2 separate regions of the Mus musculus genome follow, and region 1 is linked to region 2. The links are chromatin loops, found by intact Hi-C in ENCODE. Cell type or tissue: heart. All regions are shown on one strand. Links, peaks and the distances in the headings refer to the core of each region. The heading gives the core; the rest is flanking DNA. Region 1 overlaps Nfib (nuclear factor I/B). Region 2 overlaps Nfib (nuclear factor I/B).

What was found. A loop is a pair of places that touch in the nucleus more often than their neighbours do. Peaks named below come from ENCODE experiments on the same cell type or tissue, not always from the same donor. Only the 100,000 strongest peaks of a DNase experiment are listed, where the experiment ranks them.
Region 1: a loop joins it to region 2, with 4 times the contacts of the local background. A loop is called at or near these places in 4 of 42 quality-filtered maps.

What each region holds. Positions count from the first base shown.
Region 1 is chr4:82,350,259-82,366,933 of GRCm38, forward strand. Nfib (nuclear factor I/B) reads right to left here. Exons shown (of 12, transcript NM_001113209.2): 4 at 9,474-9,542; 5 at 3,265-3,385; 6 at 131-249. Among named protein-coding and RNA genes, the nearest start is that of Nfib, 150 kb to the right of the region's middle. In heart, for the core only: no CTCF peak of the experiment used is centred there; DNase peaks (open chromatin) are centred at 9,013, 10,173 and 12,243; H3K27ac peaks cover 1,085 bases.
Region 2 is chr4:82,428,012-82,444,686 of GRCm38, forward strand. The region is part of intron 2 of Nfib (nuclear factor I/B); the gene reads right to left. Among named protein-coding and RNA genes, the nearest start is that of Nfib, 69 kb to the right of the region's middle. In heart, for the core only: a CTCF peak has its summit at 8,042; DNase peaks (open chromatin) are centred at 6,030, 7,940 and 10,240; H3K27ac peaks cover 2,602 bases.

The sequences.
Region 1 (16,675 bases), core at 4,715-12,714, 78 kb before region 2:
TCTTTAAAAAGGTTAATGAAATTAGTTCAAGGTTAGTCCATACTGGTTCCCCAGGAATGGTGACTAAGTGCAACATGCAATAAGCAGTGCTGTAGACTCCAGTGCTACTTGGAAGGCTCTCTGTACCCACCTTGATCTCGTTCATGCCATGTTCGACTTCCAGCAGCTGGTGAATTTGGAGAGGGGTAAAAGTCTCCTGTAGGACTTGGCTCCATATTTTCATCTATAGATATAGTTTTGGGTCTTTTGCTGTTAAAATATAATAATGATGACATTAATGGCATTTCTGGGAAGATTGTGGCATTTGTTTTTAAAATGAAAAATAACTTCCATAAATCCAAGTTAAAGAATTAAATTGAAAGAATGGTGGGTATTCCAGACATCCATGGGAATAGTGGACATTTGCAATAGCATATATTCTGTATCTTCCGTGTGCACCACCTCCATCTGCCCACTTAACAAAACTGTTTGCTAGAGTTATCTATTCAAATTTTTTTTCAGGGAAACTTAGTCACTGAAAGTGAATTCTCAAGTGTGTCTTTTCTGCTAATGTACAAATTTTGCTAAGATGCACTGACTTATCTTATGTTTTTGATATTAATACTGTTCACTGCACAACACAGCCACAGACAGTGCCAAACTGTGTTGTTAGTTTGGAGATAAAGGCACTGGAGCTGGGCAGTGAAAAGGTTCAGGAATCCCATGTTTGGCCTGCCATTTATTAGCTCCAGTAGCAGGTACCTCAACCTGGCTAAGCTCAGTTAATCACCTGTAAGGTGGAAATAATAAAACCTAGTTTAAAGAGTTTGGTTGAGAAGATGAAGTGAGCTAATACCTATAAAGCTCTCAGCTAAATGGCTTGCAGTTGAAGAAGATACTTATTAAATATTAATTATTAATGCTGACCTTGTAATTAATAACATGACAACCGGTTCTAGAAGTTTACTAGTTATAAGTAAGTATACCATGATCTTCCTTAAAGAGACTGAGTTACGGGTCCTTTATTCTTAAGATCAACCATGAAAAATGATTACTGACAAATCAAGAGGTATACTTCAAGAAAATTCCATTATACTTGAATGGAATAACATGACTTATTATGAAGAAAAGTGGATATCTACTGCAAAGACTAAAAGTTATAGTGATAGTTTGGGACACTTTACTTTGGTGTGCTCCAACCAACACCCCAGTGAACAGCTAATGATTGACTCTTCAATGAATACTCCTCTTCACTAAAAGAATTCTTCCTGGTACCTGTGTTCATATGCAATAAAATACCTCCTGGATTCACTTCATGCACTGTTAAAAGCTGTAATGTCACCAAAGTTTGGAACTGTAGATTATCTTTTAAAATGCATGTATTCTAAGCCCCCATTTTTAACAAACGGGGGTTAGGGGGTAAATATGGAGAAATTCAGTGAGTTTACCCCGGAAAAGTGAACAGAAGTAGTCCCCCAGGAGGAAGGAAGGTCTCCCAGCCACAGCACTACATGCCGAGTCCTTGAAGCCTGTTCACATCTCAGTCTCTTTGTGGATACACTGGGTTAATTGTTGGCTAAGAATCCCTGAGTACACACGATTGAGCATGACAATTACTTCCCATGACAAAGCTTACTAGAAATGATATCATTTCTTCAGTCTCTATCAAAGTATCCAAATTTAGAGACAGGGGCATGTTTTTTTAAATTCTCCTTTTAATGTAATTCTCTTCCACCATGAGTCGGCAGAAGTAGACAAAGAAAGGGGGAGGAATTATTTCCACAAGGAACAACAAAGAAATATCTTTAGGCTCGACTTATTTAGGGTCGGCTTATTTGGAAGGACCCAGGATCTGATACTGAGTGGCCATGGGGAAAGACCTGTGCTGACAACATATGGACCCACGGGAGGAAATGTAAAAATCCTCAGTCACATTTTAAATTTAAAAAGATCAAAACGCTTTTAAGGACTTCAACATATCAGAGATAATTTTAGTGATAATAAACCCAATTATCTTGATATACAATCTAATTACATGAAAATATAGTTGGGTTATAAATGTTATAAAATTGGCCTTACTTTATAAACACATAAATATGGATATTTCCACAGAGGCAATTAACTTTCATTACTGAAAAAGTCTAGAAAAATACTTTTCCAGATTGTCTTTTATTTCTAAAAATTAGCATAATGCACACTTTTTGGGGGGAGAATATTTGTGTATATCCTTGCGCTAGTCTGTGGATATAATGAATGCTCCAGAAATGGACTTTATACGTGGAAGACAAAACCCAAAAAGGAAAAATAAAAAGACCTCTATGTCTCTATATTTATCTTGAATCAAAGTTACAGTGTGCCAGAGTCAGTAAACCCCTCGCGTGAGCAGAGCACTAAAAGCCAGGGACCCTCACTCTTTAGTGTCGTCCCCAGCACAGGCTGGCTAACTCGGTTTCAGAGTGGCTGGTGCTTTCCTTGGTACCAGAAGAGTTAACTGATCTAGTCAGAGAATCTCAATTAATTAAATACTGCAGTCTCAAATCAGGCTTTCATTTTAAGGCTAGGGGAATGACATCCTTTCCCATGTTTCATGAACCCAAGTACAGAGGTGTAATTACGGTAAAAGTCATCTGGATGCGCTGGCTATCGATAATGGTCACTGCAGCAACATCACTTGGACTTTTTTTTTAATTGGTTATTTTATTTATTTACATTTCAAATGTTGTCCCCCTTCCCAGTTCCCCCTCTGGAACCCCCTCTCCCCTCCCCTTTGCCTCTATGAGGGTATCACACTTTTTAAGGTTTTTTTTTTTTTTTAATTTGTGTGTATGTATGCTTTGCCCATATGTGTACCATGTGCGTGCCTGGCGTTCATAGAAATCAGAGAATGACACTGTATTCCCTGGAACTGGAGTTTCAGTATGGTTGTGAGTCACCGTATGGATGCTGAGGACAGAACCCAAGTCTTCTATAAGAGCAACAAGTGAACTTCACCTCACGGCCATCTTTACAATTCCCAGCATCACTTTAAAAGTTGCCAAAAGATTAACTAGCAGGATCATATGTCATGCCATAAGACAAAAAACGTCATACTTCATTTCCCCCCCTCCCCCCAATAAAAGACTTTAAAAGGTGACAGTGGTTACACCTGATGCGAGAATATCAAAACAAATGATTCTGGCAAAATTTTGAAGCATGTGTGTTGCCAGCAGAATACCTAGTTGCCTTCTTTACTTGTCTGTCTGACTGCACAAAGGGGGAAAGCACACACAACATCTTTGTCATTACCTGCTCGGTGGAGAAGACAGCGACCTCTGCAGGTTCACACCAGAGTTCATGTCATGATAGTATGGTTGGCTGGGAATTTCTCCGATTGGGAAGTTGACTCCAGTTCCCTGGGTTATGGGTGCTGAGGAATAATTAGTTTTAAAGAAAGATTGTAAGTGATACTCATTGTTACCTCTGTTCAAATATAAAATCCCTATTTTTTTTTTCATGGCTCAGGGCAAGAACTCTCTTTACCTTAAGATTTGATATCCCCTGAATGCTGCAGATAAGACCCAGAAACCTCGTCAAGTCTGAGCATTCCAGACACTCACTCTAGGTCCCTGGACACCACTTTCCCTGGTTACAATCACCCAGTCTTCTTCATTCACTCCCCCATATGATTGGTCACTATATATGCTACTCCCCAGTCTGTAGATGTAGGCAGGGCAGAACAAATAAATTTTCCTTATTACTTAGCACCAAATGAGTGGCTTGCACTGAACTAAATCATTGTTAACTAAATAAATATATAAGGCTTTGACAAATAAAGCTTATTATCTTATGAGAGTTTTGACATCAGCCCTAAAATGAATTTAAAAACATGATGGTTAGCAATGTCTGGTGGCATACACTTGTAATGCCAGCTCAAGGAGTTTGAGGCAGGAGAATAGAGAAGTCAAGGCCAGACTGGACTATATTTAGCAAGGCTGAGGCCAGTCTGATGTACAGAGTAAGACCACGTCTCAAACAAGACAAAATAAACAAACATAAGATCACAGTGTGTATAATTTGATTTAAGAAAATCTTGAATTGTGGCAGAGATAAGTAAAGTTTGTGAGTATGAAATAAAAGCCAAGGTGTTTTACAAATACACATGCAGGCAGGTTTTATAAAGGAATGTTCACTGCACCTTCACTCCATATGTTAGGGTCTCAGGATAAAAAGAGGCTCTCAGTCCAAACCCCCTGTTGCTTATACAGAGTGCGCCTCACTTTCCAAACAACAAAAGGAAAAGGAAAAGGAAAAAGGAAGAAGAGGAAGAAGAAGAAGAAGAAGAAGAAGAAGAAGAAGAAGAAGAAGAAGAAGAAGAAGAAGAAGAAGAAGAAGAAGAAGAAGAAGAAGAAGAAGAAAAAAGAAAAAGCTAGCACGTGTGATTATTAGGGGATAAAGCAGTGGGAGCAGAGGCAGGCCAGAAGCATGTCTTCAGCACATGTCTTCGAATCTATTTCCTCTCCAATCATTTTTTGGTAAAATGGAGTAGTTGGTAAAGATGGAACTGTTCAAAACTGTGCAAAAAGCAGGCACAGACAAATGAACCTCCTCGCTGGAAGTTTATTCTTTAAAATGCTATTGTTTGGAGACTGAAGACATAGTTCCATGGGTAAAGTCCCAGGACAGGATCTGAGTTTGGATCCCCAGCATCTATAGAAAACCAAGGCTGTTCACCTGTAATTCCCATTCTGGGAGCACTCCCTGATCAGAAAAGTTCAATAATAGACGCTACCTCAAAACACAAGGTGAAGGATGAGAGACGATCCCATGTTGGCATATGGCCTCCATATACATGTATGTATACACACATGAATATATGAATGTGTGTGTGTATAAAAGAAGGGAAGGAAAGAAGGAAGAAGGGAGGGAGGGAGAGAGAGAGGGAGGGAGGGAAGGAGGGAGGGAGGGAGGGAGGGAGGGAGGGAGGGAGGGAGGGAGGGAGGGAGGAAAGGAAGGAAGGAAGGGTCAGACAGGTAGGTGCGCAGGCTGAGAATCAGACAGGCTAGTGCCTGTGTCTATCACAAGCAGGCATTGCAATGGATACGAAATATTCTCAAATACATCTGTGTTCAATAAACAAACAGTGCAGTTTGTAGAGCAAACAAAATACTTGAACAAACTTTAAAATACACTGAAAATTTAGATAACAAAAAAAAACTTTTCCAATGAGTAACATAATCAATATATTCTAATATTAATATATATTTGCAGAAGGAAAGGACAGTAATGACATGAATGGAGACAGAGAGAGACAGAGACAGAGACAGAGAGAGACTGGCTGACTGACTATGGAAAAGCCCTATCTGGTAGTAGACTTTGAAGAAGGATCAAGGCACTGAAGGAAGACTTTTCCAAGCTGATGTGACTGTAGTAGTAAAGTCAGGACAGAAACAACATACAATGTGGAGAACTAGGCAGCTGGGGTCAAGGGGCAGAGTGTTGGGAGGCCAACTGAACCCTCAAGCCTTCAGTAGCTCTACTGAAAGTGTTCAGGAGACTTGGTGACTGATTTTAGAGCTCTTCAAGTCCACTCTTTGAGCACACAATCTACCATAGCCTCTCCTAACTGCCTTCAGCTGAATGTATAACTACAAAGGATCACTAATTTTTAAGATTTTTTTTCTCTTCCAAAACTTTTAGTAGCATTAAGGTGTATTTTCTATCAATTTGACTGGATTTAAATATCTGTTGGTCCAAGATCAACTTTAGATGTTCTTAGGAAAGTATAAATAAAAGGCACATGTTTTATTAAAGAGAACTAATCAAGGATTGTGTAGACAGAATCTCTACTAAAATACAGCATCTACACACCCAGGAAGAGCCTCAGCTCTAAAATGGGAGCCCCTGCCTTTTGTTAAGTTGTTCAGATTTTAATCGCTGTGTTTAAATTATTTGATATACTTGAACCTTCTTTATAGAGAAAATATTTTTTATCCTAAGGGTAAAGGCTATTTGAATTATTTAGACAGTTGCAGTACTGATGTATTTTGTAGCCTGAAGTATGCCAGAAGTTTAAAAAATGTAGAATTTCTTTCTTCACATTAACCACGTGCCTTACAATGTATTTGTATAATGGTGGTCTATGAGATATGAGAAGCAAGGTACGCGTTAGAGGCAGGTGGCTGACTGTCTCATAGAATGTGAACAATCTCCTACCTCTTAAAACAAAAATGCCTCTCTTTCAGAGTGGAGTTGGACTCCTGTGGAGTCCAGGTATGTGACCGGTGACAGCAATCTTTTGGTTATATCCTTACCTAATCCAGAAGATGCCAGAAGAGACAAGTTGCCTGAAGTCCCCAATATACATGTGCATTACTCTCTAATAAATATTTTCTTTGTTCTGGCCACTTCAGAAATATGAGTTATTTGACAGTGTATCGATAAAATTGACAGGAACTCTACAGGTTGTATCATTTAGATACATTTTTGTAGTGGCATTAGGATTGCACATTAGTTAGGCAAGTTTCTTTCTAATGGGTATACATTCCTTAATAGTCACTATAGTTTAATAGTAACTACAGTTTACTTAGTCAGAAGCATGCTAGGTATAGTATGCAGTAAAATGGTAATTTAAAAAAAAAAAAACGTCAGGGTCAGGTATGGTGATGGATGTCTTTCATCTAAGCACTCAGGAGGATGCAGGTGGATCCCCATAAACTCAGGGACAACTTGATCTACATATTGAGTCCAGGCCAGTCTGGGCTAGCCCATACTGAAAACTGAAAAACTTAGAATGCATTCTGGCAGTAAATGTGAAGTTATTGAAAAGGTGGTAGTAGTAGTAGTAGTAGTAGTAGTAGTAGTAGTAGTAGTAGTAGTAGTAGTAATACAAATAATAAAAATAAAAAACATGTTTAAAAACTTCAAACAACACACAGATTCCTGAGCAACACGAGAGAATATAAGAAGAGCAAGCCGTCCAGGTCTTCCTGCTTTTAATCCTCTGGAAGAGCCCAAATCAGATATAAACATGACTCTTAGCACCTCTTCTAGACAGAGCTTTAAGAAAGCCAAAAGCTACAAATCTTGGCTATGGTATGCCAATGTTTTTCTAGAAGCCATACACATTAGAACCTGGGTTTCTAAAGGTTAGAGGCCAGAAGCTGTCCTTAACCAACTTTTAAAAAGAAGATAATATCTTTCAACAGTGTGATTCCTGAAATGGAATGGCTTCATTAGCTAATGTCAGCATGGATATTAGTAGGCCACATGACAGTAAAATGCTAGAGGATAGTACCAAGGGCAGGCCATGAATCAAGAAGCCAGTACCTGTAACACACAGCATAAGACTTAACTTATGTGCTGAAGTTTGACTTCATAAACCCCTATTTCATAAACAATGTAGTTCAACTGTGTAAACAAGATTATAGTGTGAATATATTACAACACTTAGGAGAATAGAACTTTCAAGAATCTCAGAGACATCTATTTACATATGCAGGAGAAAGTAAATGTTTGCTGAATAAATTAACTAAGGAATGAATATGGATAATTAATGTACTAATTACAAATCAGGAATGTTTGTTATGACACACAGCTTAAAAACCTCTAAGAAATGACAGTATAAATTAAGAATAAATGAGTGAAACATGTTAAAATTTACCTTGTTTCTGAAATGTTATGAGAAGGTATTTTTAATTTATATTTTATGTTTGAAATTCCCATTTTTTTTTTCAAAATATCATTCTGGGCTCTTGAAGATTCCAAAGTGGCTTTCTTTTCACATACTTGGGCTAGGGCTATCTGTAATGGGGCACTACGTGAATCCTTTCTGATGGACGGCTCTACTGTTCTTATAAGAAGGGACAAAACCCATTATGGGGTTCGTAAAATGGTCTAAGAGGAGGGAATGTTTTCCTGTGCTCTATAGTTTCACAGTTCAGAATCTCTGCTAAAGAACAACTTTGAATACCTGCTTCCTTAGGGGATTTCTGGAAAATCACATGTGGCCTTGAACAATGAACTAGATCATCAGAAGGCTTGTGTGAAGTACATACATACACTAGCGCTTTTGGGATACACATATGTACCTGTCATCCCCGATGCTGCCTTCAGGTAGATGGACCCATGACACTTATATCTACACTGAATCCTGGCAGAAGAGACAAGGTATATAAGGTCTTGAGTGGCCATATATGTCATTCTCCGATAAACATGGGTTTTTGTTGGTTGGTTGGTTGATTGGTTGGTTGGTTGGCTTTTGTTTTGGTTTGGTTTTTTTTTCTGGAAAGCTCACAAATCTGAGTCACTTGAGAAACTATAGTTCAAAAGACAGTCACCTGGCAGCTTAGAGACAAGAGTTCCCAAACAGGAGGACTCTACAGCTGCTTGGCTAGTCTTAAATTCTTAGCTCACTATGTTTGGTCTTTACAGTTGGTTGTGGCCCTCATTCATAAACTCTGGAGTTGATACAAATTAAAAAAAAACAAACAAACAGATTTTGTTGTTGTTTGTTTGAGTTCTAGTTTGAGAAAGGGAATTGTTATATATCCCCAGCTGGCCAGGAATTAGCGATGTAGCCCAGCTGGCTACAAGCTTATTGCAATCCTCCTGCCTCTTGGAGTACTGAGATTACAGAAGTGTGCACATGAGGACTGGTAATAAAGACAAACAAGGACCCTCTGGACTTGCCACTGGATCATCTAAGTGACATCAGTTCTAGATACTTTCTATCGAAGCATGAAGTCAAAACACAGCCCTCAAGGTGACCTGAACAATCTAAATCAAAGACAGGATCAGGAAGAAAACAGTCACCTCCTTTTCTGTCACCAGGGCATTAATACTGGCACCTTGGATGTGTCTGCTCACACTGGCATAAACCAAGAGCTGGTAATCAACAGGGCTTCCCCTTGGCTTAGGTAGTCAGTCAGGTGAGTTTACCCTAGAGAAACCCAATCAAGCTGACCAAGAATGGCACTCAGGTGAGGTGGCTGCTGTAAACAACTGGACATTGTTTGGACTAACAATGCTTTCTATCTATATCGGAGTACAATCTGCAAAGTTAATTTCTGCATCCCTTTACACACTGCATGTGAGTGTGTATTCCTGTACACTTCCAACCCCCACCAAAGCGCCATAACTGAAAAAGCACTTATCTACAGGAAACGTATGTGGGTTATCATAACAACACAGGGTACATTTAATTAATCACACTTCCTTTGATATAAATGCCCATCTATGGTCACAGAGAACTCAAGTGAAGGGATACCAATATGATGACCAATGAGAACAGCCTAAACATGAGCGTTACAGAACACAAGGCTAAATGGAAATGTTTACAAAATCAGGTAATACCTTCGGTTATTTTATTAGAAAATTTAAGATTTTTTTTTCTGAATCATGAATTTTAAAATTCAGATACTTTTAAGTAGTCAGTTTTCACACCATATTTAAGATTTAAAATGTGCAAGATTTTAATGATTCTGTGTACCTGTGTAGAGAGAAAAGTGTTTACTTACTTCTGGATACTCTCACAAGCTCTGATACATTGAAGACTCCGGATTTTACAAAGCTGTCCTCGAGGTACCCTGAAAACAAGCATCAAAGGAAAAGGGTCAGAACACGCAGAGGGTAAAGGTACCAATTAAGTTCTAGAGTTTGTTCTTTAGACTAGAACAACCGCCGGGAATGCTTATTCTGAAGACACGTAAGAGTGGAACCCAAGTACAAGCTTAATCTGTTTTCAAAAATAGGAAATATAAATAACACAGAAAACCCATGGAATTTCCCATTCCTTTTCTAAATCTGTAATTGGTAGGATCCTGTTTGCCATGGAAGACAGGGAGAAGGAAGGCTGGGACACGCTCTGAATGCATCTCATTCTACAACACCTGGAAAGCCAGTCGACCTATTAAAAATGGGGGAGGGGGGAAGGAGCTAGAAAGAAAAGGAAAACCACAACCACATCACAATTAGCACCGCCTTGGAAAAGCTTCAAAGATCTCTCAAAAGCACTATTCTTTCACAAATCCTTCCCTGATTAAAGAACAGTGAGCTGCTGCTACCAGAATTTCCAGCCTTGTTCCAGGGCCATTCAACCAAGGATCAAAACTTGACAAAGAGTGGAGCAGAGACTGAAGGAAAGGCCATCCGTAGACTGCCCGACCTGGGGATCCATCCCACATGCAGACACCAAACCCAGACACTTGCTGATGCCAAGAAGTGCTTGCTGACAGGAGCCTGATACAGCTGTCTCCTGGGAGGCTCTGCCAGATCCTGACCAACACAGATGCTCACAGCCAACCATCCAACTGAGGACAGGGACCACAATGGAGGAGTTAGGAGAAGGACTGAAGGAGCTGAAGGGGCCTTTTCTGACATCAATGGGAGGGGAGGCACTTGGTCTTGTGAAGGCTTGATGCCCCAGTGTAGAGGAATGCTAGGGCAGTGAGGCAGAAGTGGGTGGGAGGGTGGGGAAGCACCCTCATAGAAGCAGGGTAAGGGGGGATGGGATAGGGGGTTTGCAGAGGGGAAACTGGGAAAGGGGATAACATTTGAAATGTAAACAAATAAAATATCCAATTTAACAAAATAAATAAGGTACCATTCATAAAAATAAGATTATGTAAACAAAAATAACAAAACAAAACAAAAAACCCTTGGGACACAGTGAATCCTTCCTTGCACCAAGCTGAATCTCTGAACCTTAAATTTTCTTTGGCAATTTTCAACACTTTCCTTACTCATGCTACTACTGGATTCCACTCATCGTTTTTTTCCCCCTAAAACTAGATGTTGCAAATGCAGTGAAGCACACAGCGAGCATAGGCTCGGTCCAGGACCCCGGGGAAACCCTAGCTTGCTTGGTAGGTCATTGCATGGTGTCCAGAAGTTTTACAATTCTTTTTCCTATCAAGAGTACATGATGAGAGTTGGAAGATCGTGAATAGCTTAAACTACCACAAAGATAACATAGAAGTCTGAAAAGTTCATAACAGAAGTATTTCTAGAACAGAATACCCCAGCGTCTGAGACTCTGTCACTAGATTGCATTTCACACACAGCTTCATAACTGACCAAGAATCAGATTCAGTACAGGGAGGTGACACATGTGTGGAGAGTCACAGGGAACCATCAAGTGAAAGATCTGGGAGGCAAACCCTGGCCTGAGTTTGCCAGCTAAGAGATGGTGGCCATGTGAGTAGACCTTACTTTGTTTCAGGTTTCTTGTCTATAAATGAGAGAATAAAAAAAAGAAGGAGAGAGGAAGAAAGAGAGAGAGAGAGAAAGAAAGAAAGAAAGAAAGAAAGAAAGAAAGAAAGAAAGAAAGAAAGAAAGAAAGAAAGGAAGGAAGGAAGGAAGGAAGGAAGGAAGAAGAAAATCACCCACCTCCTAGTGTTACTATCAATACAAAGAAAGAAACAGCAGTAACCGGGGTAGCACAGGGTAATAAACCACTACCCCAGTGCACAGGAGGAAGAGGCAGAAGATTCTTCAAGTTGTGACAAAGTGAGATCCTGTCCCAAAACAATGATAAACAGTGGTCAGATGTGAGCGAAACAGTGGCAGCTTCCAGCAGAGCCACACCCTGAGCACTGAGCCGTGCATACTAAACGCTAAACAGCCTCTTATGAGTTATAACGTTTTGCTTAGAAAACTCAGCCACCCAGAGTGCCTAAGAATTGATTGCTGCACAGGCATCAGGGATGTGAAGAGCCAAGCATGTGGGAGCGTGGCTTCACACGCAACCTGTTTAGCCTTTTAGAAAAGCCAAAAGAGCAAAAAGGAGGTACAATGTCTCATTTGATGAGAAAGTCTGAGTCTCAAATTTAGTAGCTACTCTGGAAAAATTTATATATATATAAAACAAAATGTCCCTAACTGATATACTTCTATTTTAAGAAACTGAGCAATGAATTCCTCACTATGTTCAATTTGTTTCAGTTGTTTCAGAGATGACTGAGAAACCAACCAGAACTCTAAAAGGTGTTAGACGTCATAAATGCAAAAAAAAAAAAAAAAAAAAAGGAAAAAAGAAGGGGGTAGCATTGATACCATTCTCCTGGATGGGAACAAGAGGTTTTAATGCTCCAGGCCACTGCAGATTGTGTAGTTTGGTTGACCAGCTTATTAAAGATGACTTTGAACGCATTTAATATGTCAAGCAGAAGGGCACCGGTTATTTAACATCTCTGCAGCCAATCACTGTCCTACTCTCTAGCTCATCCTGTTACGTGCTGCTTTCAACTCTACATGTCCTGCTGAATGATAACACACCCTGACATTCTCTGCCCTACCCCCATCCTCTGCTTCCTCTGACCCTGGCTGGCAAACATAATGCAGATCCTCTCTGCTCACATCACACCTACTTAGTCCTGATTTTACACATTACACATTCAGATTTTCCAAGATATTTGTTTTCAAGTATTAAATTCTTTGTTGGATTATCAGTTCCTTTATTTAGGGGAGTGACAAGGTTTTGTTTTTCAGCATATCTCCCTGGGCAACTGACTCATTGCCCTATATATAGAGTAACTACTAAACGAACCCAGGACAGTATTTTAAAATTCAGCTTTTAAAACCAAGGTCTTAAATTAACAGCTTAGTGATCTTATAACAAGATAGCTATAGTTGGCACAAAATCGATGGGTACCTCTGCTGGCTCCATCCCTCCCATGAACTTGTTTGTTGAGGGGTTTGTTGTAGGCATGTCTGTCTATTCTGCAGCACATGGGTCCCAACATAGCTATGAATCTGGCCCAATCCATTTGCAGATGACATGTGAGTGTAAAAAGGCTGGACTTTTGGGAAAAAGGAAACTAACACTTAAGGTCAGATTATAGTTCTGGCTCTGTTGTATTTCTTAATGTGTAACCTTCGGCATATAGTTCAATCAATAACCAAAGGATTCAAACAAGAACATAAAAATGCTTGCAAAAATAGATGTGTGAAAGAGGGCCACTTAAATGGCTAAGTAGATAAAGTCACCTGTCACCAAGCCTGACAACCTGAATCTCATCCAGCACGTGTGTGCGCACACGCGCACGCGCACACACACACACACACACAAACTAATAAATGAATAAGAGAATAAGTGTTGAACATTTCAGCATATTTACATGAGTTATATCATGTGATACACATCTCAGAATGTAGTAGGTCTGACCCTAAGTTGAACTTTTCATTGTAACTATGAGTAGTTATGGCTCTACATGTTCCTAAGTCACACAGATTAAGACAGGTGGTATGGGGACAGCCTGAGCCTAATCACAAGGGAGGAATGAACCACCTCCAGGCAGATTTTTTGCAGCAAGCTAGGCAGTCAAACAGGAGATGATGGGGATTCCTCGGTGGTGAGAACTTGAAATCTACAAGTAAAAATGAAAGCTTTTTTTTCCTCTACCAAACTATGAAAAATAATGGAAATATATCAGAACCCAGATGATAAAATGCAACCCCTTAGCATCCACTGAGCTCTGTTGCTGCATAGCACATCAAGAGATCTGATGAAGGGAACACTGGCAAGCAGCCGTAATAATGCCTACTGTCCCTAAGCCCAAAGGCTGGTGGTGGGTGGGAAGCAGGCAACGGTGGTGGCATTTCATGTGTCTTTATACACAGCACAACCTTTTCGATGAACAAGAGTCATCTAAGTCAGACACCGAGAGGAAGAAACAGCCCAGCGCTTGGGTAACTAAGTGCCTGCCCCAGCAGTCAGAAGACAAATACTTGGGCAAGTAACTGGGAAGGATCTTTCTCTCAGTGGGCCTAGAACCCTGCAATAATATAGAGTCAGAGAATCAGCAAAACGCCAGGGTACTGCTGAGGCCATAAAACCTATGGTAGCCTCCAGGCTACGGAGACTTAGAGAAACACAGTCTCACACGGAACGTGGTCTATTGTAAATCTCAACAGCTCATGCAAAGGCCAGATATCTTCAAGTAATTTGGAGAGATTCCCGAGTAAATTCCCTTCATGGACCAAAGGAAATGTGCCCATCTTTGAGGCAGAGCAGCTGCTTAATGGTTATAGAGCAATATTACACAACAGCATAAGCCAGGAAGAAAGAACAACTCCGCATTTGTGTGATGCTGTGTTTACATACATCTATGCTCTTTAAGAAAAAAAGAATTGAGTCGGGAAATAAAGAGCTCCACAAACATAAGAGTCTCAAAGGCAATATCAAATTACATTATTTTACTTCTTTTTTATTTTTCTCTGACAAAACAACAGTAAATCACTACTCAGAAGTTAATATAGTGTTTAACCTCCTTTACAGACAATAACAGAAGGGACACAATGGCATATCTGTTAATATCTCAAATTATAATCAGCACCATTTAAATGTTAAGCAACATTTACATAGAAAATCTAAGGGAAGAATGATAACACTCATTTTTATGGTCTACTGTGTTCTATTCTTGAAATTAAAAAAAAAAAAACCCAAACCACAGGGAAAGCAGTTATTAAATTCATGAGAGCCGTCTTCAAGTATTTGAAGGCAGTTAATGTAGATGGTAGATTAAACTTATGCTGAATAATTCCAGGAACTGTTTCCTGGCTCCATCAACAGATTTACCATCCAATGAGAAAAGTCCTAAAAAGCAATGTGAGACTGCAATGTTAAGCTTAACCAGCACATGCCCAGTGAATGTGCAAAAACCTTCACGGCCACAGCTTGGTAAGGGCCATGACAACGATGGTGCCGTCTTAGAGATAAGGAACTCTCTGACTCTAGAGAGTTGTGTTGTGTCCAAGCCCCTCCACTGGACATGAGAATTCTCATGCTGGGTTAAAAATAAAAGCACCAGCAGAAACAAGAACAATATCTTCTTACTAAAAAGCCCTTTGAATCCCTCAGATTCCAGGTTTACTCCCCCATGTTAACTTTTCTCACACTGTGCTTTCAAAGGACAGGTGTCATCTAGCCTTTGATTCCAACAGTTTGTTTCCATCAACAGAAGAAGATGACGCAACTCCTCATTTATGGGAGCCAAGGGGATGTGGGGAAATGACCTCACAGGTCTCTCAGCACCACAGACCACAACTAAGGCACTGCTGCTTTTCTGGTAGAGGTGTTATGTACACAGCTCTACTCTGCCTCATCAAACTGATCAGAAACATCTATGGTTGAATCCAGAAGTAGATCTGAGTCTCAATGACAGCCACAAAAACATTCTAACATCTAGAAATAGTTTGTCTTTTAATAAAAAATGCAAGTCCCCGAAGCAAAAATCTAGTGTTAAAAGAAAAATCTCCGGTATTTACAGACTTGGACAGTGCTGGGTATATTTTTAGTATTTCCTTCCAGTTCATAAAACTTTCTCCTGCATGTCTAATACATATAATTATGTGGTTTTATAAAAATTAAAACAAAATTTATTTAAACATATCCATATGCTAAAATTTTCCTTTTGATGTCCTATCCTTTCCTGTTCCAGAAGCACGGTTTCTATGACGACACTGCATACTTGATATGACCATTCTCTTGGTCATTCTCTTACTGTTTGGCATTTTAGGTTCCCTTTTTTTTTTTTTTTTTTTTTTTTTTTGGTTTTCGAGACAGGGTTTCTCTGTGTAGCCTTGGCTGTCCTGGAACTCACTCTGTAGACCAGGCTGGCCTCAAACTCAGAAATCCGCTTGTCTCTGCCTCCCAAGTGCTGGGATCAAAGGTGTGCGCCACCATAGCCCAGCTTATTTCCCATTTTTAACAAATACTATAAAGAGCACCACCACTAAGATCCTCACGCACAAATCTTTGTCAGCAATTCCCATGATTCCCTTTGGCTGGAGTTCTCAGAAGATGGCTTACCAGGTCAAAGAATATGCTCTCCCAAAGCTCTTGCTCAAAACTACCCGGCTGCTCTCTATGAAGGTTTCTGCCAGTTAGATTCCCCCCGGGCACACTGCAAGTTTGCCACCCCAGCACCTCGTGTGGCTCACTAGAAACGGCTTGTCGTTAACTGTGGCAAGTTGATCTGAGCAAGACATCTCAGAAGGGATACTGTAATTTCCATCTACTTCATTAGAAAAACTGGATTTATTTTCCGGGGTCAGTGGGACAACAGATACATATGTATTATTTCTTTGTCAAGAACTTTGAAAATAGAGCTTTTGGAAAAACAAAAGGAATATAATCCAGAATAAAGTCAAACACTAAAAGTATGTAAACCAGGAGTGTACTAACAGGAACATTTATGCTGAATATTACTTCTAAACTATTGTAGTGAAAGACATTTTTGTGAATATTTTTCTTGTCATTTGAATAAAGCCTTACTAATCTTCCCCACTTAATATTTTTCTCTGAATACAATGGCCTTTGGCTTATCAAACTGCTATGAGACAACAATGGTCCCTTCCATCATTCGCAGATGCTCTACAGTATTAGAATTATGATCCATGTTCATCAAGGAAGACAGTTCTGTCCACTTAATGATAAACCAGTTCCCTCTGAGTTTTCTATGTGTGTTTGGAGGAGTACTGTGGCAACTTTGTTCCTGTGAAATTATCATACCAGAGTGATGGGGACGAATCACAAAACGGATCGGAAGACAAAACAACGCCTGGCTTGAGGCCTGGCTTGAGAGACCTTCCTAAAGGTTTAGGGGAAACTCCCTGATGAAATCATCTTCTAGCCTGTGTCTGTTTCTCAGACAAAACTGTGTGGAAAACTGACTTGTTTTCTACTTCTGAGATAGTTTCTATATTCAAAATTATATAT
Region 2 (16,675 bases), core at 4,569-12,568:
TTGACTGCTCTGCCTGCAACTCACTCAGGAAAGACAAATCAGTCTCTGAGACGGTTTTTGAGTTCAGACTATTATCTGATTAGGATAAAGGGCTTCAATGAAAGCCCCCAAATAAAGACAATTTGCTATGTATACAAACCCGAGGGGGGGTAGGAAGAGGAGAGAGAGAGAGAGAGAGAGAGAGAGAGAGAGAGAGAGAGAGAGAGATGTCAGAAGGCCAACTCTGAAAGAGTAGGGGATTATACATACATGCACTTCACTGTTAAAGGGTGATAGAGAGAGAAAACGAGTCTGGAATGAGGCAGGAAGCCCAACCCTGTGAATAAACCACTGTGCATTTGTGCAATCCAGGTACCTGATCTTTTATCATAAGCTATTTTGATTGCTTAGAGAAGAAAAGCACTAAGTAAAAATTGTTTACTCTGGGTCCATTGTGAAAAGAACGGATGAACCCCCCAGCCCTCCATTTCTTTTGAAGGTGTGTTTTCTACCTTCCCGGTATGATTTATATTAATGAGAGGTTTAAAACGGTCTTAACTGAAGAATGATCGCCGATGGTGAAGTGCAGTAATTATATACCTTATGACAGGACACGGGAATGGCTCATACAAGGGAAATGCAGAACATGCCAAGCTAATCCTCCTTGCATAAAAAGGGAGAATACTTTGCGAGCTGGCCGATTTTAAGCTCCAGTTAACAAAAACCCTTTTTGTTGGAGCCCAAAACAAGAATGGGTTAACAAAAGCTAGGAGGGGAGAAAAATCTCATTTTTCCTTTCTTCACGAAATATAGTATTACAGGACTTATAGGCTGTGAAAGGCCATGGTGTGCCTGAAAGACCTGAGAAAGAAACGAGGTCTTCGCCAACAACAACAGACCAGAAAGGTCTGGAGGGGAAGGCAGCCTCTGATCAGGATGGAGCGTTAGGGGTGGACTCTAGCCATTTGCTCTTATCTTTTCATTTGTAATTAACTAAAAGATGCAGAGCCGGAAGAAGCAAGGATCTATATGGCAAGATGAGGATGGAGTAGCCTCAGGGATGATAAGAAGGAAAAGCCAAGATGGGCAAGTCAATTGCGTTCGTGCAGTTTCTGTCTGGCTGCATTTGCTCATCCAAAAGGAACTTCTGGACAATAATGAGACTCCAGACAATATCTACTTTGGGATTATGTCCCTGTCACTCTGGGAATTGTCACTCAACCCAAAGCAACATGGGCTGGACTCTAGGCCTGCCTGTCTTTTGGCTCCAGAATAGACAGAATCATTTGCCCCTATCAAAGATGGCAGGCGGCACCAGCATCCCGCCTACACTCAGGGAACTGCCAGTAAGCAAAGACTACATAAAAGGCCACTGGGCTTACCGTACATCACAGACTCTGCCCAGATAGGGACGACTGGCAGATGTGAAGAAAAACATCTAGAGGTCCATTTAAAAGTTTTGTCTCTGCCGGTGTTGCTTTGGTGGCAGAGCATGTTCTGGGTATTTGTGAGATCCTTGGTTCAAACTCCAACACCGAAACAAATAAAAAATAAAATAAAGCATGTAGGGACTGGAGAAATGTCTCAGCATTTCTGGATACAGCAGAGAGCATACACTACTCTTCCAGAGGATCCAAGTCCAACCACCCCCATCAGTGCATGTATCTGCAGCTCCAGCTCCAGGGGCATCTGTCATGTGTGTCCTCTACAGTCACCTGCACTCACACACTGACACATACAATGACAAAGTCTTAAGATGAGTTGAACTATTTATTTCTCTTTACTCAAGCATTAGTCCAATTTGTTTGCTTCCATGTTCTCTTCTGCAACTCCTGGGGCCTATGATCATATAAGTCAGGGTGCCCCTGGCCTCTTGTAGGACTTCCTGAAGCAGAAGCCAAGGCCTCCTGCTGAGCGGGCATCTCAGTAGGGCAGGCTAGGAGGGAATTCTGCCTCTGAAGCAAGGCCATCACTTGGAAAGAAAACCAGGGCAAGGAAGAGAAGTACAGGTTAGGGCATTGCCCAAGGTCAGTGTATGTTACTGCTTGTCAGCAAATTATACTGATGTGAATTTTATATGCAAAGGCAAAGACTGCACCAAATATATGAAATACACACAAAAACAACTTAAACTAACCTCTTTCCAAAAGGAAACAAAAGCGAACCACCATTTTTATCCTTTCTGGAGTAACTGGAAACTAACATTTTCAAGTAAGAAGGAATTTCTCAGAAGTAAATCAAAATATTTTCAGGGGACAAAAATCTGGCAAATTATGATGGAAAGCTATGATAAAGTCTGAGGATCGCTGCTTAGCTGTGTTGTTGTTGTATGGGGGTAGGGATAGGAGGAATGCACATATTGTGTACGTATATGCACCCGAGAACATGCACGCAGAGGCCACAGGAACCATCGGGTGTCTTCTTCTAGCCCTTGTTTTTTGAGACAGTCTCTCTCTGAACCTGAAGTTTCTTACCCTGACTAAGCAGCCAGCTCCTGGGGTCCACCTGTCTCTCCTTCCCTGCACTGGGGATGTAGGCAGTGCCTGACTTTTTATGTGAGTGGTAAGGAGTTGACTCTGTCCTCTTCATTTCACAGTAAGTGCTCTTACCCACTAAGCCGTCCTCCCAGCCCTTGTATCTCAATGTCTATTGTAGATCTATAAGGAAAGGTGAGCATAAGGAGTAACGGCATTAATTAGCACTATGAGCTTAGGGGCTGCAGCCACTTCTAGTCTATAGATTCCATATGAATGAATGAGCCCGGGGCACTTGGATCATCACCACACTGTTTTGCATATTAAGCAGGAAGCCTGCTCTGTGACATCATCTGACATATAGCATCTATGGACTGGACGGTCATTTCCAAAGCGAGAAAGATTGGTGCTCTAAGACTGTGTGAGGTGCCAAGGGAAAGGTGCTTAGGAAACCTCTTGTGATTGGGAAAGTCCATCAGAGAAGTCTTTGACGAGTGAACTGTCATACTCAGGAAAAGTGGTCCTGGGGTTAGAATGACAAAGGACCTTGCTGCAGGGTGAATGGCAGAAATTAGCATCCTCTGTTTCAAACTCAGACCACAAACACATGCAAGAGGACTGGATTCTGTGTAACAAAAGGGCTGGTGGGGGGGGCACCCTCCTGGTGTAATGACACAAGAAAGGAGAGGATTAGAAAAAGAAGACCCATGGTTAATTTGTTTCTTAAAAATTTATTTACTCATCTGAAATTACTATTTTAATTTAAGCAAACTGAACTGAAATAACATTTCTTGATCACATCAATTCATAAGATACTAACTAAAAATATTTATATTTAATGTACATTAAATATTTCTAAATACATTTGAATATGGGATTGTGAGGTCACATGCCAGAGTACGGGGCTAGCCTGGGCTACAGTGAGTTCCAGGACAGCCAGGGATACAAAGAGAAACCCAGTCTCAAAAAAAATTAAAAATAAAAATAATAAATTACTGGATCAAACAATGTGAATTAAAAAAAAACATTTGGATAATGAATATTTGAATGTCTTAATTTAATTTCTACAATTTAATTTCTAGTCCTTAAGTCCTTTAGTATTCTCAGAATTCAAATATATCAGTCTTTATATTCATGATTTCATAAGCTAGGGACTTACAGATGGCAGGCACTTAATAAATATGTGTGTTGCAGAAAATGACCATTTGACTCCAGTGGGACATTACAGGATCTACGACTAAAAGCAATATTAAAAAAAAAATCACATATAAACTGGAGAGATGGCTCAGGTGTTAATAAAAAGACCTGCGTTCTCTTCCTAGTTCCCAAGTGGCAGCTCACAACCACAGTCTCAGAGGACCCTCTTCTGACCACAAGACCAGGCACATGTGGTATAGACATGTATGCAAGTAAAACACCCTATGTAAAAAGTAAAAATAAGCGAATGGGGTTTTTAATCAAACCTAGTTTATGAGTTGGCAACAGGAACAAATGACGTCAACTGCCCCATTGCTCTGAGGAACTCCGGAAGCTTCTGCGCGGTTTCCCACTGGGGCTCTGCCTTTACCTACCATAAGGTTTGAGTTCCTGTGTTCTCTCAGAGACATGCTAGATGCTTTCCTGGAACACAGCTCTGCCCTTCCTGCGCTTAGCTTCCATTTTTGAGGTTTCATAGTTCCACACAGGACCTCTTCCTTTTGGCCAATAAATCACTATATTCTCCCTCTACAGCTTTCCCCAAATGCCACGAACCGCTTCTCCAACTGCATCTGCCTGAAATTCAAGTTCGGGGAGCCACCACTGCTTTCCCACTCCCTGGCTGAACTCCAGCACCGTGCTGGAACCTCTCAGTTTCTCCTTTAATTTAAGGGACACATAGATAATTCTCATCCTACATATTCCCTAATACCAGGAAATGTACAGATATATAAATCTAAATGTGCTTCCTAGTAGACGTGACTGTTAGCGGAAAGAGTCACACAGAACAAGTGGCTTCCTTATCCTGACTAGTTTGTTAAGATTCATGTTGACTGTTGAAAGAAGCCAAGACACTACCTTTTAGGAAATCATCATTAACTCTGTATTTTATTCCCTGCTGTTGGAAGGATGCTGTGTACAGCTGGGGAGGCAGCTCATCGGGGAATGTGTACGATGCTTAGGCTTTCTCCCACTGCTACGCTGGTCCCTCTCCTGACATCTACATAGGCTTAACTGAGACTTAGTGCCGAAGGTTTAAGACTCCTTTTCAGTAAATAATCTGACTGGATTGCTGAGACAACAAGCAAGTTCATGTAGCTTTTGTTCAACATGGCTATCTCATCCTAAAAATATGACATACCAGTACCTGTGCAGGTGGAAGGGTTCTAACTTTAGTGGGTGGCTAATACTTCAGCCACCTTATGCTATGCCGATACCCAGAAGCATCACTTGGGCCTGAAAGGAACGGACGGGGGCAGGGGGCTTTACTATGGAGAGGAAGTCTAGAGCAGGACCAGAAGGAGCACCTGGCCTTAGTGCACACCACCACTCAATCTCCGGGCTGGAGCTCTGCAAACCTGAGACTTTTCTGCTGTTGCTCTTGTCTTATTTCAGAGTATCTGTGTGTGTGTTGGTTTGGATTTTTTTTCTAAAATAACTTCTATTAAATTTGTTCTTTGAAAATGTCAGACAAGTAGGTAAGTTATCCTGGGTACCCCCAACCCTCCTCTTAGCTCCCCCAGTCCATTCTCAATACCACGTCCTACCACCCCAACCTCCCAAACCTCTTCAGCCCAAGTACCCTTTCCCAAGTCTGTGGGTGTTATGGTTTTGTGGCCACTGTGATGATAGTTTCTATCCGCTGGAGTCTGCTACAGTGAGTACAAGGAATTTTGAATAACATTCAGACAAAAGCTAAATGCATTTTATTTAAGTTCACAACAAAGAATAACTAATTGATATCTTATTATTTCCTAAAAGGAACCTGAACTGCAATCCCAAGACTTGGCTAAACACTTGAAAACACATTTATAATGTACTGTTAATGAAAACCCAGGAATAACTATGTCTCCATCCATATTCCTGTAACAATGTTCCTTATAGAAACTCACACGTGTGGAAAAGACATGATCTTTCTATATAGAGCTATCTCCTAACAGCCTAAGTAAACTGTCAGTCTTATGAATTGATGGTTTTCTATAATGTTGATTATGGATTTTGTTTCCTACTGTACTCTTCAAGACTGACCGCAACAAAGAAGCCTCCTTCCACAGCTTCTTTCTGTCCTCCAGAGAAATTCACTCTTAATGTCACCCTGAAACCTCTGTCAGCGACCTCTCTAGTTTAGGATGGAAATTAAAACTGTCTGTTGCTTAAGTTATGTTATCAGAAGATTACACTACAACCAAATATTCTGACACAGTGAACATAAGTGAAACTGGACTGAAATGAGCCATCTTCATTTAGGCTTAGGACAGCATGGTATAATTGTATGTTCCCTTAGAATCCTGCCCGTCCATGTTGACTGACTCAAGAGGGGAGCCACCCCCCTCCCTTCATGAACCAGGCCGTGTCAGTCTTCACTTTGCGGCTAGGATTAAATCCCAGGGCATTTTACATCCTATTTAATGAACGAGGAGACGTTTTTCCGTACGGTGTCATTGTTTCGCTACTTCCCATGTTTATTTGGACAGATTCATAGCACTGGGTAGGAAATGTATTGGATGGCAACTTCAGTTTTGGAAGAGAAAGTAAACACATGCTGATTAGCAAACAGTAAGCTCTACTGGGTTTAATTTTGGCTTCTCTTAAAAAAAAAAATCCAGTATTTGGTGTGTGTTCCAAGTAGGAGCGTTTGTCCTCGAGTTCTCTCCTAGCCCCTTCCTGGAGAACATCCAGATTTTCCCCTCTCCCTCTCTCTCCCTCTCTCCTCCCCCCTCCCCCCTTCCATCTCCCCTCTCCCCTTCTCCCTAGTCCCCTCTCCCCCCTCCCACCTCCTTATCTCCTATATACCCTCACACTGGAAAACGCACTTCGGCCTATGCTATCCTCTTGGCAGAGACTTGCTAGGCAGCCCAACAGTAGGGCCACTGACCCATACACCACACTGTAGGCTACGGACCACATAGACAGAAGAAATTCTTTCCAGACTGAATAAGTTCAAAGGTTTAAAATAAAATCACAGTTCTGAAAGTTCTAGAAAGAAACTATCATGTCTGAGAAAAGACACTGGTTATTATGACAACATACAGCTTCCATTTCTCATTTGTCTCGTCTTCTGACTTTACTGTGCCTGCCCCAACCCCCAAGTTCTATTCTGCATGTTGCACATGCTCAACTGTCTTTTACTCCTCCCTTGCAAAACCATTCCAAGCATTATCACTGAAAACGTGCCCAGGGACAGAGCACACAAGAAAAACCATGGGCCCAGAGAGATGCACCATCCACTGTACACACTATCTTTCGTTACCCCTGTACTGTTTCTCAGAACATTAAGTTGGTATTTTGCCTTTTCACTACACAGAATTACTCCTCATAACTAGACCTCCAGAATGCTTCTGAGTGTGCAAATCGTTGTTTCCACATATAAGATGGGAAACTAAGTCATCCTGAAGTGCAGCAATGCCTGGAATGGCCCAAGAGAAGAAGCTAGCACCATCTGTTGATGGCCCACAGTGGGTCTTCATTTATTCAGATCTCCTGTTTTCCTCCAAGTTCTAGGCACAGACAGATATGAATTCTACTATATTTGAGGCCTTGGAATAAAGAGCACAAAATGACTCAAGCTCTAACCCCTCATGAGGCTAACACTCTAGCAAGCCTCAGGAACAGTAATAAAGACCGAAATTCGTATCGCATGAGAGGTAGTTCCAGGGCAACCAGTTTGGGAGGTGGGAGAGGAATGACAAAGAGATATGAGACTCTGTAGGCACAGGTAACTTGGACAGACTTGGGACAAAATAAGGAAGCAAGAGGAATCTGCAACTCTCCAGGGAAAGAGAGATTCCAGAACACAAACACCAGAGACCCATGAATGCTAGATGGTGGTGACATGGTCAGTTTCAGTGTAACATAAGAAAGCAGGCAACATTGTAACAGAGCTTAGGCAAACTGTTGCAGAAGAGGTAAGATGGGGCCAAGCTGTAAGGTACCTAGAAGTCATGGTTATATGTTGAAGCTGCAACCACGTAGGAATTTGCTAGCAAGCGATAGGTATGTGCATTCACTACACTGTATAATAAGCATTCAAAATCCTCTGCCTTAGAAGCAATGAAAGTCTCTCTCTACTTCCCCTGCCTCATAGAAGCTCTAAGTGCACAAGCAGGGGCCCCGGAACTAGATCTGTATACTCTCTGGAACACTTTCACACTGCACTGCTCTGTGCAGGGCAATACAAAGGGGTTGTTAGAGAGCATCTAGTACTGAAGGGCCACCGAAAGCATTTCCTTCTGCAAAGCCCTGCAGCCTAGGCCCACATCCGCCTGGGCCAATCCATTTGCTCTCAAACAAAGGTAGGAAATGGCTGCATCCTCGTATTTCATTGTGGGCTCATGAGTCAGGGCTTTGGAATTGGTGTCTTTGGGAGTGAGTGTCTATTCACCACGTCTCTTGCCACAAGGGGAAGAAAGCACAGATAAACAATAACACAGTTTCACCCAACTGAAATAGCAACCCATGGACTTCTCAAAAATAAACCAAGTTCAGTTCCTGGTTTCTTTTCTTTCCCTCTCTCTATTGGTTCTTAATCCTCAGTCCCCATTCCCCTTGTTTCCCAAACAACCTGAGGTCAGTTAGTGGTGAAAGTCCATCAAGGGATAAGTATTGTGAAGCTGTTGAGTTATATAGCACAGCTTTTAATAAGAAAGGATGTTACTGCTGATTGTTCAAGTATGCTAACGAACGCATCCCATTAACAGGCATCGTAAGAAATCTCCTTAAAATGCAAAATAAATCTCAATCATTTAACAAGTTATTGTCAGAGTGCTACAGAGAAGAACATTAATTTATCTTTAAAAACTTTTATTTACACAGAGAGCAAGACAAGAAAACCATGTCTCTCTCTCTCTCTCTCTCTCTCTCTCTCTCTCTCTCTCTCTCTCTCTCTCCCTCTGTGTGTGTGTGTGTGTGTGTGTGTGTGTGTGTGTGTATGTGTGTGTGTGTGTACAAGCAACTGTACACACATCAAGAGTGCTGCCATTCTAAATCTACAGGTGCAGGTCAATAGACCTATAAGCAATTGTTATCAGGAAAAGGTATGACTCATAGGTGGTCAGTGTACCCTCCCCCCATTTCTGGTGAAAGTTAAAAAGACAATTGCTTTTTTATGTAATCTAACATCACACGCCCGTGGTTAACTAAGATAGAAATGGAAGGAAGAGACAAAGAAGACAGTTCTAATGAGAATGGGAAGGAGCCTGTGTCCTAACCTCAGACATGTAAATGCTAGGTGTGGTCTCTACAGCTGCAATTCCAGCTCTGGGGAGGATCAGGCAGGAGCATCCTCAGTTTCAAGTCAGCCTGAGATATATAGTAAGAAACCAGCCCCCTAAACTCCAAAAAAAGGTGCATAAGCCTAGCCATCCAAACATCTGTTAAATTACTTCTATGATGGCATCCATGTGGTCAGTGCAGCATGACCACAACACATCAGCGTGATTATGAAAAAAGAAGTTTAGCAACAGGATATTTCTACCCGAGAAAGTATAAACTCTCTTCCAAATATTGGAGAGATCTGGTGTTTTCTACCCGGGCAGAATGGATTGTGAAAACAATGAAAAATATTCTCTAGAGAAGCAGAATGGAGAAGTTTATGTGCTACGAGAGTATTCACTCCACTCTCCCAGCCTAGAAATAAACTGCGAGACGGTCGGTGGCAGGAACGAAGAAGAATATGATCTTGAAAGGGGATAGGGGAAAACGGCGATTACAAAACAGGAATGCAGTTCTCACTCCTATTCGCGTTTGTCTTTCCATCACAAACTAGACTTACAAGTTTATGACTCTCCATATTGACACCTTTTCAAATAATATGCTGGACAAGTTATAAAGTCTCATCACACGTATAAATTCTGAATATCAATGATCATGTGTAGCCTTGGAAATATTTTAAATTTCCTTCAACAAAGCTGGGGCTAATACTTGGCGATTTTCTAAGAGACTGGACTGCCCCACTGAGGACAATAACCCACTGCAGACTTTGCTGGGCATGTGTGAGCCACTCTTCTACCTAGTTCTCTATTCAGACATGTAGAATGCTTCCATTTTGAAGCATATGGCTGGGGAGTCAAAAGAATTTAAATTGCCTTCAAAATGTGCATCGCATTATAAATGGTGCGAAAAAAGATCTCACTATTCAGCTCTCAACTTGGAGCATAAAGCATAGAAGCAACACAAGACTGCTTCAAACTTTGTCCAAAAACTCAACAGCTTCACTTGTTTATAGAGAGACAAAAGTATGCAACACAGTTTATAAAACAAGAACGATACACTGTATGCAAAAGTAAAGTTAAAAGCAAAGTATAGTAACAGCCCTATCTCATCACAAACACTTGGCAGCCTGTCTAAAGTACTATGGTCAAAAACATGATACCGTCTGTGTTGTACTTCTGCCAGAAAGCACTCCCGAAGTCGCAGTCTCTTTAGCCATCATCGCCACCTCATTTGGCAACCTCTCCCAAGCCTCAGTTCATCTACTCAAAATCACCCCTTAGAAACACAGAAGGCAGACAGAGCGTTCTCCTCGATCCACAGTCGGCAAGTCGAGTGGCTTTGGCCAGGGCATAGTAAGATACAGTTCTGAAGTGAGAAAGCCAGGACCAACTCTTCTTTATCCTCAAAGTCTCTCTGTGCATCAAGTTGAGCAGGGACACCTTCCACTAGGGATGCTCAACACTAGGGATCAGTCCAAAGGCTTTCTCTCAACCAGCAGAAAAAGAAGGCCACGTGGGTGGTGCACACAGAGACCAAATACACTTCCAGGAGATGAGGGCCAGATATACTGGGCCATTCCCTGCCCATTCTCTGTTTTCAGAGCTGAGCTACTGAACTATGAACACGGTATCTGTACTTCTACCTACATGTTTCTACAGTACCAGGTTGATACTAAAAACGAGACAAGTCAGGAATGCTAACCAAGCCCTGGGTAATAGGTAGATAAATACAATTTCTTCTTTTTGTTTTGTTTTGTTTTGTTTTTCCAAGACAGGGTTTCTCTGTAGCCCTGGCTGTCCTAGAACTCACTCTGTAGGCCACATTGACCTCGAACTCAGAAATCCGCCTGCCTCTGCCTCCCAAGTGCTAGGATTAAAGGTGTGCGCCACCACTGCCCAGCGATAAATACAGTTTCTAAATATCAGCATTTCTGGGTCCACATGGCACTGGTAACTAGGATATGGTGGTGTGCAACAGGCAAATATAAATGTGGTGAAGGACAGATGAGTGATGGGCAGGGACCAGCTGCATGAGTTATTAATTTTCACTGGGCATGAAAAGATTGGCTCCCAGGTTCTCCTGCAATCCCATGCCTCCTAAGGAACATATTACATAATTCAAAAACACAGATCTTCTCATCGTAAGTTTACAGCTTGCCATATTTCCCAGAACATAAACAATAATTAACAACAAATTTCATAGTTCTCCCCCCTCTTTTCTTCAAGAAACCTTCCACTTTGAAATGTAGATACAGAAGCGTCTCTTGGATCAGCGCCCATAAACATACGCTTTCAAAGGAATAATATGTACAGGTTAGTCTGCTGTGTACCAGATGTAAGAAAAGCCAAATTCAAAAACAAAAATATCAGCATTCAGCAGAGAAATAAAATTTAAATTAAATCCCATTCTTCCTCTCCTTATAGATGCAGAATCTAAAAGAAAAAAAAATCACAACTGGAATTGTTAAACTTGTTTCCTGCAGAAGAAAAAAGTTCAGCTTGGCACAAGACTCCATTCTTCATATACATTAGAATATAAGCTATGGCCACACGATCCTGAATGCACCCAATCTCCTCTGATCTCAGAAGCTAAGCAGGGTCGAACTTGGTTCATACTTTGACCAAGTAAGATGGTCATTTTTAAACTGGTCTCTTTGACTGGACTTCTACCACACGCTGGTATTTAAAGAGAATTTTTAGGAAAAGACTAGAACATTCCAAATGCAGAGCTTATCAGGAAATTCAGGCAGGGAAGATAAAAAGCTATAATGTTCATATCGGTATCAGGTCTTGAATATGGAAAAACTCTATGAAGATTAAAAAATTCAAATTCTCTGCAATTATAACTGGTGAGTCCTAATTTATCAGAGTGTTTGGAATGCAAAATGAGCACATTATCTGTACGTTGCCAGAACTGATATATCCTCTTAGATGCAAGGACATGCATGAGAGTACTATAAACATACTACAAATACCCACGAGCTGAAGGAAACTGGGGAGTCCAAAGCTGAGGCTGCACTCCTGATTCTCCTACGTCCCTCCAAGAACTTGGCCAGAGTTACCAGTGAGGTCCGGGAAGGAGCAGCAGACTGGGGCTTTGGACCACCCGTGCTTAACCTTTGCGGGGCCTCATGATCTTTCTCCGTGTTGTATACATCAGAGATGTCACTGGAGCGAAAGCCAAGTTTTAATTTAGAATTTAATAAAAATTGATTAAGCATCACAGAGCAGAGACAAAGCTGCTCCATAAATCTCCCGGCCCTTTTTGTGCTAGGAAGAAAGCAAGTACTGTCTGCTGAAGCAGATGACAGATGCTGGCTTAAAGATAAGTATTATTTATACTTCTCTACCAGATTTCTTCTTATGCATATCTTATCATGCATGGGTATATGATCAACAAAGAAATTATTTTATATCAGTCAAGCACGTTTGCATGTGCTCTTCCCTCCATGGGAATGGCTTTAAAGAGTTCATTCAAGCTCAGAGTTCAATTAAAGCAAGATGGAGGAGAAGGGAAGTTTTAAAAGAAAAATAAACATTCAAATGGTTGTTCCTTGAAATGCACTTTTACACAGAGGCTAATGAATATATATGCACCGAAAATAACTTTGTTCTGAACATATGCCTATGCATTTTAAATAAATGATGCATGTTTGAAAGATAGGAGCGTTTACCAAATCTAAACACATCAAGATATAGCTATATTAAACCGAAGTTATTTGTATAGTATGTTGGTTAGGAGACAGTACCTTGAAAGGAATCCAATGGTTATGTAAAGACAGAGCTGATTTATCCACGTCTGCAGATATTTTAGTTATCAGACTATAGAATAAAAAACTTAGACCTCATTCTTTTCCTCCTTACAGACACAGATCTTGTGAGAACCATCCTGTTAAAACAGACTGATAATAGCCAGGCCATGGTGGCATGTGCCTTTAATCCCACACTTCAGAGGCAGAGGCAGATCGATGTCTGTTAGTTCAAGGTCCAACCTGGTCTACAGAGAGAGTTCCAGGACAGCCAGGGCTACACAGAGAAACCCTGTCTCAGAAAACAAAACAAAACAAAACAAAAATAAAACAAAAAAACTTTTATTTAAATTTTCACTTTAACATATAGATGGAAGAAAACATTCAATTATTTGAGGATATGGAACTTATATTATCAAAAAGTAGTATTTAGCATTATAAGGTTCCTAAAAGTAGACCCTCTAATTTCCAAACCAAAGATGAAGCAGTTATGGAAAACATCAGGTGGGAGGAGTACTGAAGTAATGGCTGCCTAGTCACCCTCCTCTACCCAATATCCCACCCTCCAGACCCTAGAATCTAATAAGGGCCTATCTGGGAGAGCTTGGGGTTTGTGGTTGTTTAGTTTTTTGTCACTGTTGTTTTTAAATGCAGAAAGATAAACTTGAGAACTGAATCTGTATATCCCGCCAGGAAATCATCTATGGTTAGATTTACCAAATCAGGCTTAAGAACAATACCCAACCAGACTGGTCCAGGTTTTGTCTCTGGCTTCCCTTCAGCATTTTAAAAGGCAGAGAGGTTTATCTATGGAAGGACTAGGGAAGCCTGGGGTAGGAGTGAGATGTAAAAGGTGAACCCAGACTGCAGGGAGTCCTGGCTGCAGAGGGGGCTCTCTGCAAAGGACAGGGTAAAATGACACCGCCTCTAAAAACACAGGACAGCACTTTGGAAGGACTCTCTTGGCAAAATTAAACTGTCTGGTTCTGTGAAAATTACTGCACAGTGGTCTCTGGAGAACCAACAGTGCACTGAAGTAGAATACACAAATCAGTACCTCTATGCTGTAATCCTATGCTATTATATGCAATAATTTTTTTCTTTCCTGAATTATATATGAAAGTACATATATACTGGTGCAGCGACTAGGAGCAAATATTTCCAGAAACTGCTTTTGTGTACATCTCTTAAGCACACAGTGCTGCATGAAAGCACTAACCAAAGTAATGGCTTCAAGTCCTCGGGATCTTGTTTAAACAACTCCACTGCACAAAAGTTCAGGTTGTACAATGCAAGTATAAGAATTTTGTAAAGAAAATACCAGCAACAATATGGCCTTACAATAGAAAACACAGTTAAAATATATATTAGACTAATCAAATATATTACAGCCATCATTATATATTTTGAATCAGCTGATTTAAATGAGAGAAACTCAAAAATAATATAACTCAACCAAATATTCATTTCCTCTATATGAAAGGAAAACAATTATATTACAGATGACTTGAAAATCCACTGTCACAGGGGAATGCCAGGGTCAAAAAGTGGGAATGGGTGGGTAGGGGAGTGGGGGGGAGGGAATGGGGGACTTTTGGGCTAGCATTGGAAATATAATTGAGGAAAATACGTAATTTTAAAAAAAGAAGAAGAAAATCCACTGTCTTCATTGATTAGTAAACCACAGAATTGTATTTAGCCAGTATTCTTGCAGCATATGCATGTACATTGACAATGCACGTCCACTTCTAATGCCTGTCCGCTGTTTGGTCTTGTAGAGGACCCAAGCTCAGGTCACAACACCTCATGTTCACAACTGCCTGTGACTGGTGGCTGCAGACCCAGGAGATCTGACCTTCTCTCCTATCCTCCACTGATGCCTACACTCATGAGCACATCTACACACACATACACTCACTTACCCCACCCCCATGATAAAAGTTGCTGCCCACAGTTCAGCCTAGGATGTGCTCAACTGCTCTGCACACTCCTGTTTCCAACCCTACTTCTCAGAGGCTTTGAATTATTCTCTTTGGATTTCAATTCCTCTACCTAGTCCCTTAAAAGGCAGCATTCCCCCAAAGTTGTGTCCCTGATATGCTCACCCACTCAAATCTTCATCAAACTTCTTCTTCAAAGGCTTGGGGATCCAACAGAGCTAAATTCGGATGTGTACCTTTATTTATCTGCTACATAGCACCAAAATGTCCCTACCCAACCAACAAAATTAGAAAACGTAGCTCCCAGTTCAGTGGTTCTCCCTCCCTCTCTGGGAAGTTAACAATTCCTGCAGATGATTATGTTAAAAACCTCAGAATCATCCTGATTCCTCATCCCTGCACCCAGACTACACCCACTTTCTTTCTATGCTGTGCTTGCTTTCCTCCTCATGCTCAGAGTGGCCTTAATTCAATGTGTTATATTCAACAAACAGGAACCCCTGTGATGTGCCAAGGACCATAGATGGTGCAAGCAAAACAGCAATGAAACAAACCAGCAAAAACATACTCCCTTCTCACAAGGTCCTTCAAGTCAAGCTGTGGGAGAGACATGTAAACACATCGTTACCCTGTGCTGTGATAGAAGCTATAAGAGCTACACATAAATCACGGAGCAGGACAGAGAAGGGAGTGATCATTCCATCTGCACAGGCCAGGCAGGACTGCGCTGCGGGTATCACTTCAGAGCAGGGTGAGAGATGAGGAGTCTGAGGTTGCAAAGAGGGGGCAAGGCATCCTAAGGAGTGCAGAAGCTGGACTTCCAACTCAAGCTCGCTAATCAGCACATGTATTTTTAAAACTTGTTTGTCCAAAACCTAGACCTAATTATGACACTTGTATTTCCCCTGAAGGCTTTCAGTAGCTTTCCATGAGCTCTAGAATAAAATCCAAATCCTGAGCATTGGCAAGGCGCTTGGATTTTGAACTCGGGCTTTGTGAGCTTGAAGTCCATTCTTCCTGTTCTCCACATCCCCACAGCAGATCCACAGGCCACCACGCCATCATATGAATTAGTTTTCCAGCCATCAGAGTGCTCCTCTGTCTCTCATCTGGGGAATCATTTACTCTGTGACATCAATGTTCAACCTCACTGAAAATTTCCCCAACAGACCTGGATGGCTCCTCACTTGAGCTTCTAAGCCTCTATCTGCACACCCCGCCCCTGGATTATACAATCAATGCTCATATCTGCTATGTGTAACATACGTATGTGGTATTCAAAATCATGTCTACTTCTGATACATGTTGGCTGTTTGATCTTGGTCACATTTTTTCATTTCTCTGGATTTTGCCTGGTGGTGGTGGTACATGCCTTTAATTCTAACAATTGGGAGGCGGCAGAGACAGGATCTCTAAGTTCGGGACCCGTCTTGGCTATAGAGTAAGCTCCAGGTCAGCCAGGGCTACATGGAGAAACTATTTCTTGGAAAAACAAAAATCAGACAAAAAAACAAACAAAACATGCTCAGAGTTTGAATTTGAAGTGTTTAAGCAAAGCTAGCAGCTTAGTGTTTGAAACCAATGAGACATGCTGAAAAGCATCCAGCAAAATGCCTACACGGTGAATATCAGTGGTTTCTCTTTCTCTCTACATAAACACACAGTAAAAAGATGGCTTCCAGCAGTCCAGGAAGAATGCTTCCACAAGAGCTCAGCTATGGGGACATCCTGCTCTTGAACTTCCAGCTCTCAGAAGTTAAAAAATGTAAATTCCTATTGCTTAAGTCACATAGCCTATGGTATGTGACTATGACATGGCAGCCCAACAAACTAGGTCTTACAACCTTGTCAAAAGTATTTCAATAATATAGGATTAACTGTTAAGCTACTCAGTAAAATCTATGGTACAATGCTAAGTACATGTAACTTTACCCACATACAGCACAAATCTCCCAGATTCCTAACAGAACTGACACCATTTTTCAGACAGATCTGGCTAAAGTTCAGAGTCTTACCATCAGCCATCCAATAAGGTGGGTCAAGTTGGTGACACTATTGTTGTGTGGCAATTTCCTCCAAGATAAAATTTCCATTTTAGAGGGCAGCTCATTAAGACACAGGGTGTT